Regions from separate parts of the Homo sapiens genome. Here region 1 is linked to region 2. Evidence: chromatin contacts called from ENCODE Hi-C data. All regions are on one chromosome and are shown on one strand. Each heading gives the region's core, a stretch centred on a gene start or an enhancer-like site at or near the end of the contact. The rest is flanking DNA. Distances are from core to core; before and after follow the strand shown. Region 1 holds the start of BCAP31 (B cell receptor associated protein 31). Region 2 holds the start of EOLA2-DT (EOLA2 divergent transcript).

The links. Hi-C counts contacts between places; a loop is a spot of excess contacts on that map. Pooled maps may share reads with other maps.
Region 1: a pooled map shows a loop between it and region 2 (35-fold over the local background). The contact joins the promoter of BCAP31 here to the promoter of EOLA2-DT in region 2. A Hi-C loop is called at or near these places in 2 of 37 single-sample maps with no recorded cell type and 8 of 50 pooled maps.

What each region holds. Positions count from the first base shown.
Region 1 is chrX:153,719,095-153,725,636 of GRCh38, forward strand. It overlaps BCAP31 (B cell receptor associated protein 31), which reads right to left and starts at 5,293. Exons shown (of 8, transcript NM_001256447.2): 1 at 5,240-5,293; 2 at 4,059-4,194; 3 at 1,778-1,878. The coding sequence starts at 4,150. It overlaps ABCD1 (ATP binding cassette subfamily D member 1), which reads left to right and starts at 5,762. Exons shown (of 10, transcript NM_000033.4): 1 at 5,762-6,542. The coding sequence starts at 6,173. RefSeq lists silencers at 4,572-4,751, 4,962-5,921 and an enhancer at 6,382-6,542.
Region 2 is chrX:149,937,298-149,944,617 of GRCh38, forward strand. EOLA2-DT (EOLA2 divergent transcript) reads left to right here and starts at 1,251. Exons shown (of 12, transcript NR_027456.1): 1 at 1,251-1,489; 2 at 3,362-3,589; 3 at 4,493-4,550; 4 at 4,887-5,032; 5 at 6,721-6,803. It overlaps EOLA2 (endothelium and lymphocyte associated ASCH domain 2), which reads right to left and starts at 1,194. Exons shown (of 5, transcript NM_001013845.2): 1 at 896-1,194; 2 at 136-183. RefSeq lists silencers at 1,640-1,909, 2,020-2,099, 2,380-2,439, 3,090-3,199.

The DNA.
Region 1 (6,542 bases), core at 4,043-6,542, 3.8 Mb after region 2:
CCCAAAAAAGAATGAAGGCTTTGTCAACTACTGGATTCCGCAAAGGATCTCTCCAGCCCACTCAGCTGCTCTAGGAAAGAAACATACTCCTTCTGGTTTGGGGAAGGGGCAAGACCCTGAGGGAATCATCCTCAGCATGGTCCCTCCCCTCCCCAGTTATTACCCCCACCCCAGACCCAAAAGCCAAAACACACATGCTCAGTTCAAAAACTCAGTGGCCTGGGGATGACACATATATTACCTACCTACTCCTGGCTTGGAGGCTGCTCAGGGCGAGAACCCTGGTTAGAAAGAGCTACTACCTCTTGGGGCCTTGCCAAGTATTTCAAGAACACTGAGGTGCTCAGGCAGCTGGCACCTACCCTATGTGGTTGGAAGCTGTCAGGTAACACTTGGCCTGTTCAGAGGCAGTCCAGCCTGAACATATCCTATCAGGCTCTGAGACATCAGGAAGGAGAAATGCCTAATGCTGAAGCTGGTGGGTGAGGCTTTGCACATTCCCCTGAACCACAGCCCCCCACCCGCTCAGTGTTTCTGCTGGGACTCGGTGGGAGGAGTGTTCCACGCCTAGGCAGGCACCACAGCTCTGAGACAAGAGTGGTGTCCACAGCAGAGCCAAGCCAATACTTTGGAGCCCAAACAGGGGGACATATCGATCACTTACCACAGCAAAACAACAAACATCTACCAGTCAGACAAGAGCTTTATTGATTCTTGTCTCCAGATGGTCACCCTACCACCTCATTGCAAAATGTCTGCCTTTCATCTTACCACCACCTGGCCTGGCCTTATCCCAGAGCCTGCTTGCCCTTGGACCAGTTTATCTTTCAAGCACCTGCTAGTGTACACCTCAATGTCAGAGTTTACAGAACTACAGAGCTGGAACGACCTGGGAAAACCTCAAGTCTAGCCCAGATGCAGAGAGGTCTAGGATCTCTCCCCAAGATATGCTGCCACACATCTCTGTGTTCTCCTCCTACTACTACAGGGAATGGCAGGACTTCACTGTGTGCTTGGTTGCTCAGTCCCCCATTAGAGGCCCTGCTCCAGGCAATTCTGCTGTTTAAGTGACTGGTGAGCAGCACTACTCAGACCAAGGTCACAGGCCAGTTAGCTTCTCTTGGCTTCAGTTCTAGAGTGACCTGAGGAGCAGCCTCAGAAACCTTAGGCGTCCCTCCTTCCAAGGTCTTGAAAAAAAGCAATGTAAGGTGGCCGTCATAAGCTGCATACAAACTGCTTGGTATAAGCCCACGCCCACTGCTAGAGGGGCCTCTTTTTTTTTTTTTTGAGATGGAGTCTCCCTCTTGTTGCCCAGGCTGGAGTGCAATGGTGCGATTTAGGCTCACTGCAACCTCTGCCTCGTGGGTTCAAGCAATTCTCCTGCCTCAGTCTCCCAAGTAGCTGGGATTACAGGTGCCCGCCACCACGCCCAGCTAATTTTGTATTTTTCGTAGAGATGGGGTTTCACCACGTTGGCCAGGCTGATCTCGAACTCCTCATCTCAGGTGATCCACCGACCTCAGCCTCCCAAAGTGCTGGGATTACAGGCATGAGCCACCATGTACGGCCTAGAGGGGCCTCAAAGTGAAGAACCGACTAGCGGTCAGCAGCATGGGCAAAGGGAGCCTCTTCCCTCCCTCAAGAGAAAGACACAGCATTTCATTGGTCTGTCTCCTAGCAGCCAAAACTGGATGCTACACATCAAAAGTGGCAAAGGGTTTTGCAGCAGAGACCAGGGTCTAGGTCAGGTAGCTGCCCTCAGCCATAGCTCACTCACCGATGACCAACAGCACAAGGATGACAATGAGAACCACAAAGAAGGTGTTGCCATAGGACACTAACAACTCCACCAGCCGGGACTTGAAAATCTTCTGCCATCTGTGAAGAAGACAAAAAGGACAGGAGTTGAAGAGAAAGCACACACACGAGCTCTAGGGCCCTGAGCAAAATGGAAATCCAGCTTTGTACTCTTCTCCAATGGCCGAATAGCCCATGCAAAGTCAGCCTCAGTGGCTTGCAATTCTCTAATTTGACATCCATTCAAGACTATTGGAAAAAAGGCCAGGTGCAATGGCTCACACCTGTAATCTCAGCACTTTGGGAGACCAAGGTGGGTGGATCACTTGAGGTCAGGAGTGCAAGACCAAACTGGCCAACATGGCGAAACCCTGTCTCTACTAAAAGTACGAAAATTAGCCAGGCGTGGTGGTGGGCACCTGTAATCCCAGCTACTCAGGAGGGTGAGGCAGGAGAATCACTTGAACCTGGGAGGCGGAAGTTGCAGTGAGCCGAGATCGCGCCACTGCACTCCAGCCTGGGTGACAGAGCGAGACCTTGTCTCAAAAAAAAAAAAAAAAAAAGATGCTGGTCCACGTATAGATCAAAATGTCTGGAAAACTAATCTTTTTTTTTTTTTTTTGAGACAGAGTCTTGCTCTGTTGCCCAGGCTGGAGTGCAGAGGTGTAAGCCACCGCGCCCAGCCTGGAAAACTAATCTTAAACGTGGGCAGTTGGCTGGGCGCACTGGCTCACGTCTGTAAACCCAGCACTTTGGGAGGCTGAGATGGGCAGATCACCTGAGGTCAGAAGTTCAAGACCGGCCTGGCCAACATGGTGAACTCCCATCTCTACTAAAAATATATATATAAAAAAAAATTAGCTGGGCATGTTGGCAGGCACCTGTAGTCCCAGCTACTCGTGAGGCTGAGGCAGGAGAATTGCTTGAACCCGGGAGGTGGAGGCTGCTGTCAGCCGAGCACCACACCACTGCACTCCAGCCTGGGTGACAGAGCAAGACTCTGTCTCAAAATAAAAACAAAAACAAACAAAAAAACCACAACAACAAAAAGAAAACATACTGGTAGTCTCTGAAAAGGGAAACTTACTTTTCATTGTACTCCCCTTTGTAATATTCAAATGTTTGCCCCATACACGTTATTTCTTTAAACTGTCTTTCCACATGATAAACCTTGGTTTGTCTATATCCCCCGACCCTGTTATGATGAGATGGACCCCAGACCTCACATCATTTCCATCCACAAATGCTTTGGGATGCAGCTCTAAGAAGAGACTTCAGAAGTGTTTACATATTGTTCAAATCAACAAGAAGCCCTCATCATCAGGGCTAGAGTTGAATATGCCAATCACTGAAGGCAATGATATTTGTTTGAATCCGGACCCAACAAGGTACCGATTTGGCATTCGGTAGATAAACGTCTTAAATCCAGCTTATTCTGGAAGCTCCCCCTTCCCTCTCCCTCTTTCATTTGCTTTTCCAGTTTCCTTTGTGTAGAAATCAGATTGTCTGTCCTCTAAAGCTTCCCAGATTAAAGCTCCCCGGGGCCCTCTATCTCTGCACGTCTTGTCAACTGTACGAAGGTGTGGTTTTCTACAAGAATCCTCCTCAGACAGCACTGCATACTTTCTATGGTATCACATCAAAGATAATTTTTCACGAAAAAACGGCTTTTAAAAATACCTGTGGAGATTTGGCCTTATTTGTAATATCGTAATTTAAATAGGGATGTGTTCAGGTATTATACATAATTAAAATTAATCTCCAATTCACTTTTAACAGGTCCTCTGTTCATTAAAAGGGAATATGGCTTCATCCTCCACAGGCTGAGTAATGTTCATGCAGCCACTGCGCAATACCAGTGAGACTAGTTAGGAGGACAAGAGTCACCAAATCAGCAACAACGTGACCCAGTGGTGCAAGTCTTCCGAATCCCACGCTACCATCCCAGCACCCCGTGGACCAAGAGTGGGTGGGAGGGCATCATTTCCAGAACTGTAACATAGATCTTCCTGCCTCTCGGGGGCATTCTGAAGACCAGAAGGCAGGGGACACAGGAAAAGGAACTGAGCAAGTCATGACGAAGCAGAACCCTGGGAAGGGTTGGCAATAACAAACACAACCCCTGCCACCCCCACCCCAGACAGGTTCTACCTGTTCCATCGGGTCCCAATTCCAGGGTCCACCAGCTGCACACACCAGTCCCAGGGCTAGGGCACAGGCACCCTCCTGCCTAACTCGCCTGCTTGCTCCATAGGCCATACCTTTTAGGAGAAATGAAGGGAATGCAGAGAAGCAACACAACAAAGACCTCCGCATAGAGGAAGGTGGCAACTGCAGTCCACTGCAGACTCATCCTGTTGCTAGAAGGTTTCCCACAGGAAGATGTGAGCTTGTTTCCTGGCAGGGCACAAAAGGTACGGGACTTGTAAGCGCTGGGCAGCCAAGAACATCCAGTTCAGTTACCCTGCGAGGCTGGGGCCGCCACTCTCCACCCTGACCCCCTGCACTTTGCTTCAAAGTCTCTGATGCGCTGGCGGAAGCAGGGCTCCACTCGGCAGGGCCTCTTGGCCAGCAGCGTTCACAGGCCCCACAAACTTCCGTTCGCTGGTCAATTACCTGCCCCCTCCAGCACGTGTGTCAACACGTCCAGAGCGGCCTCTCCCGACGATCCCTGCCCCAGGAAGCCCGAGATTTCCGACGCCCGTTTAACTGAAAGGCGTTCTTCGGGAAGAGCAGTGCCAGGGCACCAAGAGGAGGACGCCTCGGCACCCATCGGGCGCTCCCTTCCCCGCCAGGCAGAACTCAGCCGCAGAGGCGGGCGCTCTGCGGGCCCAAATCCCCGCTACCAGGCAGGCCCAAGGCCGCACCTAGTCCAAGCGCTGCCGACGCCCCCGCCTCCCACCGTCCCCACGGCGCCCGCGGAGAGAAACCGGCACCTCCCTCGAGGATCCAGCGGCCTTCCGCCCGGGGCCGCTTCGCCTCCGGTGGGCTGGAGGCCCGCAAGAGCGACTCCTAGAGGGCAGGATTCGGGACCAAGCGCAAAGGCAGGTCTCGACCAAGCACCTCAAGGCCCCATACGGAGAAAGTTCTAGACGCAGTATCCTCAGAAGCCAGGGGTCCTTACAGTAGCCCTCGCGGGCCCCAGCGCCCACCCAGAGCGAGGGGCCTCCGACTTGGCCCCGGCCTGGCACACCGTCCCGGAGGCCCATCCCGGCCGCTCCTCCAGGTGGGGCTTCACCGCCCCCCGCCCCGCCCCCGAGACCAGCTTCTAGAGGCGCCGCCCGGTTTCCCCTCGCCCCTGCCTCTCACACGCAGGTAGGCTGCGGGCCCCGAGATTCCCCGGCCCCCGGGCCTCCCCGCGCCGCTCGCCTCTCTCCCTCGTCGATGGGCCGGGGAGCCTCCGCGGTCCCGGAGCCCAGCCCGGCGCGCGGAGCCCGCTCACCGAGTTTCCCACAGTCAACGTGCAGGCCCCGCCGCAGCAACAGAACTCTCCCACAGCAGCCCCGGCCCCGCCCCTCATACCGCGGCCGGAAACCGGAAGCGCCCGCCGGGCACCGCCCACCAGCCCTCGCGAGGCCCCGGAGGCTCCGCCCACCTCCGCTTCCCACCCCGCCCCGGAGCGGAGGGCCGGCGCTCCGAGCGGGAGAGGAAGAGGCGCCTCGGGCTCCGGGCGAGCAGGGCGGGGTGGAGCGAGCACGCGGGCGGGGCGGGGCGGGGCTTTGTCGGGCCGGCGAGGGCCGCTTCTCTAGTCCGCGCGGCCGTCCCACGTCTCTGTGGTGCGGGAGGGGCCCCGCCGAGGGGCGAGAACGGGAGGTGGGGGTGTGGGCGGGCCCCGCCGAGGGGCGAGAACAGGGTGGGGCTCCCGCGCCCGGACTCCGCCCCTCGCCCCTCCTCCGCCTCCTCCCCTTCCCCCGACTCGCCCCTGGGGAAGAGTGGGTGGGGATTCTGGGCCGGTGGAGGAGTCACTGTCGCTTCAGCCAGGCTGCGGAGCGGACGGACGCGCCTGGTGCCCCGGGGAGGGGCGCCACCGGGGGAGGAGGAGGAGGAGAAGGTGGAGAGGAAGAGACGCCCCCTCTGCCCGAGACCTCTCAAGGCCCTGACCTCAGGGGCCAGGGCACTGACAGGACAGGAGAGCCAAGTTCCTCCACTTGGGCTGCCCGAAGAGGCCGCGACCCTGGAGGGCCCTGAGCCCACCGCACCAGGGGCCCCAGCACCACCCCGGGGGCCTAAAGCGACAGTCTCAGGGGCCATCGCAAGGTTTCCAGTTGCCTAGACAACAGGCCCAGGGTCAGAGCAACAATCCTTCCAGCCACCTGCCTCAACTGCTGCCCCAGGCACCAGCCCCAGTCCCTACGCGGCAGCCAGCCCAGGTGACATGCCGGTGCTCTCCAGGCCCCGGCCCTGGCGGGGGAACACGCTGAAGCGCACGGCCGTGCTCCTGGCCCTCGCGGCCTATGGAGCCCACAAAGTCTACCCCTTGGTGCGCCAGTGCCTGGCCCCGGCCAGGGGTCTTCAGGCGCCCGCCGGGGAGCCCACGCAGGAGGCCTCCGGGGTCGCGGCGGCCAAAGCTGGCATGAACCGGGTATTCCTGCAGCGGCTCCTGTGGCTCCTGCGGCTGCTGTTCCCCCGGGTCCTGTGCCGGGAGACGGGGCTGCTGGCCCTGCACTCGGCCGCCTTGGTGAGCCGCACCTTCCTGTCGGTGTATGTGGCCCGCCTGGACGGAAGGCTGGCCCGCTGCATCGTCC
Region 2 (7,320 bases), core at 1-2,500:
TTAGCCAACCCTTTTCTCGTCATCACCACAAAATCACAACAACTGTGTGTGTGTGGAATCCCTAGTAGGAACTGATGTAACTGAAAAGGCAAGAAGGGGGTTGAGTCCCCTCCTACCTGGTGCTGCAGAGAGTACCTGCTTTACGGCCAGAGGAGGAAACACTCTTCCACTTGGTTTCTTTACCTGCACAACAAGGAAGATAAAGAGGAAAGGTCATTAAATGCAAGTCAGCAAAGCTGGTTAATGGCCCTAGGAAGGTCTTCTACTCAGCAGGCATTGGAAACCAAGAGCTGGGAGGGCCGGTCCTAAGAGTAACACATGTGCACCTCACTCACGGTTTGGTTCTGCTAATCAGAGCGGTGGGACCCTCCACATCTGTCTGGGTCACAGGGTGCACCAGTCCGCAGAGCAGAAAATCATTTCAGCAAGTTGAGTCACATTCCTACAGCTGAGCACGCTCCATCCGAGGGGAGAAAAATCACACTTCCCCTCCCATTGTCATCGGACGAGGGTTTGGGGGGCCTAAATCCCATTGTCCACTGCTTAATTCTGGTTAGGTCATGCTGAGCACGGGGCCACAGGCCACAGAGCTATGCACCGCCCGGCCTGGGGTCCAGGCGAGCTTACAGCACAGGGGCCAAGCGGGAGGCAGGGAAGACCGGGCCGAGATGGGGCCGCTGTGTGTGGAGCAGCACTTGCAGACGCAGGTCGCGGGTACACGCGCTTAGAAGGAGGGGGGCCGAGACCATGGGGAGAGCAAGGGACACCAAAGGGCGCTTCGGGCGCGCCCCGCACGGGTTCTCTGCCCGAAACCCAGGGGAAAGAAACCCCAGCCCGCAAGTACCGTCTGCAAGAGGGCCGAGCACACGGGCTCCGGCATCAGGGGCCCTGGTACCTTTCAGCCGCGGCCGGTCTCACGGCCTCTGGACCCTGAGAGTCGTGGGCGTTCAGGGCCGACTCTGGCTTTTGGCCTCAGAGTACAGTCCTCCGCCTCCTCGCGACCCAGCGAGGCCACCGGAGCCAGCGAGGAGACGTGGGCCGCGGTGAGAAGAGAGAGCACCCGGCTCGTGTCAGGGCTGTAAGGTAGCTGCCGCTTACTCCCGGAAACCGGTGGCCAGTGACAGATGCTAGCGGTCCATAACTTCGGCTTTCATGCAGCTCCCGTCGTCCCTTTCATGAGGAACGTACGTGTGCGCGTAATCACGCACGTACGTACACCACGCACGTACGCAGGAGGCCCGTATTCAGCCACGCCTATACACCGCCAAATCGCTAGGAAGCCACGTATTCACGAAGCCACGCAGTGACGTCGCCACGCACGTACGCACGCACTTGCCACAAGGAGACGCTGTTCAGTTTACCGGATCCTGTCCCGCGCCAGCCAACCAGGACAAGGCCGGGGAGCTCGAGACAGGCAGCCTAGACCAAGAACCGGAAGGAGGAAAAGGAACCGGAGGGAGGAAGAGGAGGGGCGGGACGAGACCACCAGGCAGGATTTTTAAGCCCAGAGCTGCGAGACCAGCAGGAAGGAACTGGGAGAAACCAATGGGGAGGGGATGGGGGCGGGGCTGAGAGGAGGAGGGCGGAGCTGGGGGAGGGGAAGGGCGGGAGTGAGGAAACCGCTGGGGCGGGGTTGAGAGTGGGGCGGGGACTTGAGGGGATGGGGCGGGGACTTGGGATGGGGCGGGGACTCGAGGGGGTGGGGCGGGGCTGAGAGAAACCATTGGGGGCGGGGCTATGGGCGATCTGGGCGAGGAGAGGCTGCAGGAGGAGCTCGCGGACTCCTGAGAACCAGCGCGGGGAGGGAGGGGGCTGGTGAGAGGAGGAAGGTGGGGCTGAAAGAAACCAGTGGGGAGGGGTTGGGGGCGGGGCTTTGGAAGCTGGTGCTGGAGAAGCAGGGCAGGGCTGGGGGAGGAGTGGGGCGGGGCGGGGTTCGGGGGGGGCTGGGGCTCGGGGAGGGGTGGGGCGGGGCTGAGGGAACCGCCGGGGAGGGGCTCGGGGGCGGGGCTTTGAAAACAGCCTTTGGAGAAGCGGGGCTGGGGGGGCGGGGCAGGGCCGAGGGGAACCTCTGGGGTGGGGCTGGGGGGTGGGGTTTGCACGCAGCCACAGGAGAAACAGGGCGGGGCTCAGAAAAGGGTTGGATCGGGCTGAGAGAGACCGCTGAGGGGGGTGCTGGGGGCGGGGCTTTGGAAGCACCCGCGGGAGAAACAGGGAGGAGATGGGGAGAGGCGGGGCTCGGCGCGGGGCGGGGCTTCGGAGGCAGCCGCGGGAGAAGCAGGGGGGGGTTCGGGGCAGGGCGGGTCTGAGCGAAGCCATTGGGGAGCGGCTGGGGGCGGGGCCTTTTAACCAGCCGCAGGAGGAGCCGGGTGGGGCTGGGGCGGGGCGGAGCTGAGAGAAACCGCTGAGGATGGGCTGGGGGCGGGGCCTTGGAAGCAGGCGTTGGAGGGGCGGGGTAGGGCCGGGCCGAGAGAAACCACTGGGGAGGGTCTGGGGTCGGGGCTTTGCCATCAGTGGTGTGAGGAGCAGGCCGGGGCAGTGGGCAATTGAGCGAGGAACAGCTGCGGGAGGACTCCGCGGACTCCTGAGAACCAGCTTAGGGGAGCGGCGGCTTGGGGAGGTGTAGGGTGGAATCACGAGAAAGCTCTGTGGGAGGGCCTGGTGCACAGCTCAGCTGCAGGGTGGAGCTGAGGGAAAGCCGGGCGTTCCTGGAGGAGGAGCAGGGCGAGGCTGTGGCAAAGCGCTGTGGGAGCAGATGGGGCGGGGCTGCGGGAAAGAGCTGGAGAAGGAGGAGCCAAGCTGCACCAAGGCTGGCGGGTGAGAATTGCGGGGGAGGAGCTAGTGCAGAGCTGGAGGAAAGAGCTGAAAGGTTGTTGGGGTGGGCAGAGGGGTAGGAGAAGCGAGACGGGGCTAGAGGAGGCGGAGCTGGGAGCGGTGATGAAGGGGTAGCAGGGCGGGGCAGTGGGAAAGAGCTGTGGGAGGAGGAGCTGGGGGTAAGAAGCTGGGGCTGTGGCTGCAGCGGGGACTGGGTCAGAGCTTCTGGAGGAGCCGCCTGCAAGAGGAGGGCGTAGTTGTGGGAAAGAGCTGTGGGCGGAAATGGTTAAGTGCCGGGTGGAGCAGGGGCTGGCGTCGGAATAGCTGGGGCGGAGCTGCGGGAGGAGGAGCTGGGGGGCGGAACTGTGGGAGGAACAGCTGGGGCGGAGCTGAGGGAGGAGGAGCAGGGGGGCAGAACAGCTGGGGTGGAGCTGTGGGCGGAGCTGCAAGAGGAGAAGTTGGGGACGGACTTGCAGGAGGAAAAGCTAGGGGTGGAGCTGTGGGTGGAGTTGGGGGAGGGAGCTGAGGCCCTTCTGTGATGCACCCTTAGGCAAGAGTCCAAACTTTCCCGCGGCGACCTAACTGCACCTCCAGTGTCTTCCCCCAGAGGGCACAGAAGCAGCAAGAAGGGCGGGAACACTTGACTGGGGTCCATGCAGCTCTAGGCTGAGTCTTGCAGGGCTGAGCCCCCCAGGCCTGCTCTCCTGTGTCCTGGCCGCTCCGTCAGTGCCTGCCAGTGGGGTCCAGAGGGACCGTTTTTTTAACGCCTCTTTTGCAGGTAATGAGAAACATCCCCACTCTTAATGTCTTGCCTCCTCCGGCCTAAGTCGCCCAGCACACAGCCCAACTTCCCTGGCAAACTTGCTTTTCAAACTCTCTTCTCTCAGTCACGGGCTCAGGTTCTGTAGTGCTGCCATGCTTTACTCCTCTGTCCCTCCCCTTATCTAGTCTCCCGCATTGACTTCATAACCAAGTTCTGGGTCCCTGCCTCTGGAGTGCCTGATGAGACAAAACGGCTCCTCGTCCTGCATCCCCGCTGCTACTTCCAGAATTCAGGCCTCGTGGTCTGGAGCCTGCACTGTTCCATGAGCCTCCTGAGCAACCTGGAGTCCTCTGTCTTTCTTCCCTCAGGTCTGTCGTCCACATTCCATCGGCTCAGTTTCTAAGTCACAAATCTGTCCCCAGCAATCCTCTAGTGAAAACGCTGCTGGGCCTTCTCAGGTTTAAGTCCTAGCAGTTCAGGGAGTCGGCTCAGCTCTCCCCACCCTTAAGCCAAACACTCTTTGGGTTCACGCTGTGCTGTTCAGTCACTGGTCCCCACCAGCCTGCTGTTCCAGGTCTCCCTGCTTTGCACCGGCGGTTCCCATGGCCTTGTCCTGGTGCGCTCCTGGCCTCCTTCAAGGCACAACTTTAAAGTCACCTTCACAGCCCCACTCCGAGTATTAGAGACTTTCGTCTCCAGCTCTGATAGCATTTTGTACCTCCCCTGTCCCCACCCTACGTTAGGCTCTTGCAACCCAGGGTGGTAATTGCTCTGTAAGACTGTGGCTGCCGCAGGGTCTCTTGAGTTCCTTGAAGGCAAGGCCGGTGTTTTACTCATTTCTGAAACTGGGTGCCCAGGGCACAGTATCTGCTTAGTAAGTGTTGAATGAGCAAAGGGCAGCTTTCTTGTTTTTTCTAGTGAGATGCGCCTACTTCTCCCTGGAGAAGCTTGAGGAAGCAGAAATGCTGGAGATGAGGTGAGGAGGAGAGGGTCCCTCTTTATGGGATGTAGGCCGTAGGGCTGCAGGGGACCTTCAGATCACCAGTTCCAAGTCCTATGTATGCTAGCATCCCCTCCTGGGTTCCTTCCCCACAAGAATGGTTGCCAGCTTCTGCCGAACACCCCAGAATCTGCTTAGAGTGGTTTCAGATCATGAATGAGGATCCCCGGGATGGTGGGTGGCCGTTGCTCCTCCCGTGGCCTCTTGTTTGAAGAACTAGAACTCGCATAATGAGCTGGATAGCCACCGTGTGGCTGCTAGCAGGGAAGCCCTTGGTGGCCACATAAGGGCTCCCTTTTCCAACTCTCTCAGCTGCTCCTCACTCTCACTCCTGGGTGTGCTGGGCAGTGGGGTGCAATGTGCACGTAGGTGCACACTCTCCCTGGGCGGCAGCGAGCAGCAGAGGTCTGATCTGTGGTCGGATGACGAGAGGAAGTGCAAGTAAAGCAGCTGCAGCGGTGAGTGGGCCTAGGAAGAATGGCATCAACAGGCCAGGCAGGGATGCGGGTGGTGTTCGGCTAACCCTGAGAAAGGGACCAGAATGCACCTGAGTCTTGATTTTCATTCCCAATAGCAGGTCAGCACGAAACCCAAAAACGCTCTGATTTCTGCCTTCCATGCCACACTCTCTTCACCTGCTGCCTTCTCACTCCTCTCATTAACAATGTCCTGGCAGGAACAAGACTTTCCCCTCCCTCTCTTCTCGTCTCTTAGCAGGTCAGGTCGGCCTTCACCTCCCTAGACCCGTCCTGCTCCTGCCTTCCCCTGTGGGGCCCTCCATGGATGCTCTGGAGTCCCGGGCAATAGTCAGCCAACTGCAGACATGCGGGGCCTTCTTGGGTTCCTTGCTGTGCTCCCTTGAAACCACTGTGCCTGACTGCACCCCAGTAGCACACACTGAACTGACCCCCACTCCTGGGGCCAGCGGTGTGTCTCCTCAAGTTCTGCTTGCTTCTTCAGGCCTTGCTTGCATGCCTATCGTGCCACACATCATATCTCTTTTAGGAAGTCCTTGCCTTTTCCAAAGATCCTGCTTTGCAGCTGACTGTACCCTCTGCCTGCCTCCCCCAGGATACTGCCTCCTTCCTGAAACCACAGCCCCCGCTCAGGTCTTCCTTCCTTCCTCATCACCAGGGAGCCCCCTGCAGAGCTCCCGGTCCATCCTGGTGGCCTTCTGAGCCTCACCTCCCCTTCCTTCCCCTCCCATCCCTTCCCCTCCCCTCCCCTTCCCTCTCCCCGCTTCCCTTCCCTACCCTACCCTGCCCCCCCACCCCCTGCCCCCAACCCTGCCCTCTCCTGCTCTGTCCTCTCCCTCCATGGCAGGCTAACCTCCCTGGCTAGAGCTGTCCCTTGCGAATTTGCCATCACCTTGCCTCTCTGTGCTCAGCATCCCCGGCTGTGCAGTCCTTCTCTTCTGCCCACATGCTCCCCTAGAGAAGCATTCTTTTTGCTCAGCCTAATTTCCGTGCAACTCCTCCTGTTTTCTGAGCCTGTCACCGCCTTCCTCTTCCTTTGCCTCCCCACTGACACTTTCCAGAGTGCAGCCACCTCTCCTCGCTGTGCTTTTTTGACTCTGAGGCCCAGGAGGAAGTTGCCCTTCTCTGGAGATGGTTCACGTTTGATCCTGCCTAGTGTTCCGGGGCACGGCCAGTCTGGGACCGCTTTGACCCTGATTCATGGTTTCCCTTCAGATGCTTTTTGGTCAGCCTGCTTTCCTCGTCTAGGAAATGGCTTTTGCCCATTTTTCTTTTTCTTTCTTTCTTTTTCATTTTTTTTTAGACGGAGTTTTGCTCTTGTTGCCCAGGCTGGTGCAATCTCGGCTCACCACTACCTCTGCCTTCTGGGCTCAAGCGATTCTCCTTCCTCAGCCTCCTGAGTGCTGGGATTACAGGTATGCGCCACCATGCCTGGCTAAGTTTGTATTTTTAGTAGAGATGGGGTTTCTCCTTGTTGGTTGGACTGGTCTCGAACTTCGACCTCAGGTGATCCACCCGCCTCGGCCTCCCAAAGTGCTGGGGTTACAGGCGTAAGCCACCGTGCCTGGCTTGCCCATTTTTCTATTGAGTCATTTGCCTTGTTGGTATGGAGTTGTAGGAGCTCTTTCTGAATTCTGCCTCTAACCCCATGTTGGCTTTTTGTATTTCAGAGACCTCGTCCGCACAGGGGCTTGTTCTTCTGTGTCTTTGCAGGGCTGTTTTGGACTCAGTATTCACCTAAGCACTCCAAATTGTAAGTAACCCCAGAGATCATGGAGTGTCCCACTGCCCCTCCATCTGAAGGCTGTGACCTCTCCCCCAAGGAGGAGGTGCTCGCATGCGTCCAGTGCCCTGCCCATTAGATTAGGGAGGGTTCCCTTTTTTGCTCTCTTGCACTCATTTGTCCGCCTTTTAGCTTTCCTTTTCTGCCCTGACTCTCACAGGGTCGTGCGGATGTGCGATGTAGGAGGAGGAGAGAGGTAAAGTGGAGGAATAGGAGCTGGAGGGGAGGAGGAGAGAAGAAAAGAGGAGAAGGAGGGGGAAGAGAGGGAGCGGGTTCAAGGAGGGAAGGAGGAGGAGAAGGAGAGGAGGAGGAGATGAGACCAAGGAGAAGAGGTGAAGGAGGAGAGGAGGACACAGAAAAGAGAAGAAAGAGGAGAGGAGACGGAGAAGAGGAGGAGGAGTAACAAAGGAGGAAGAAGAGGAAGAGGACTAGAAGAGCAAGTAAGGAGGAGGAGGGGGGAGTAGGAGGAGAGGAGAAGGACAGAAGG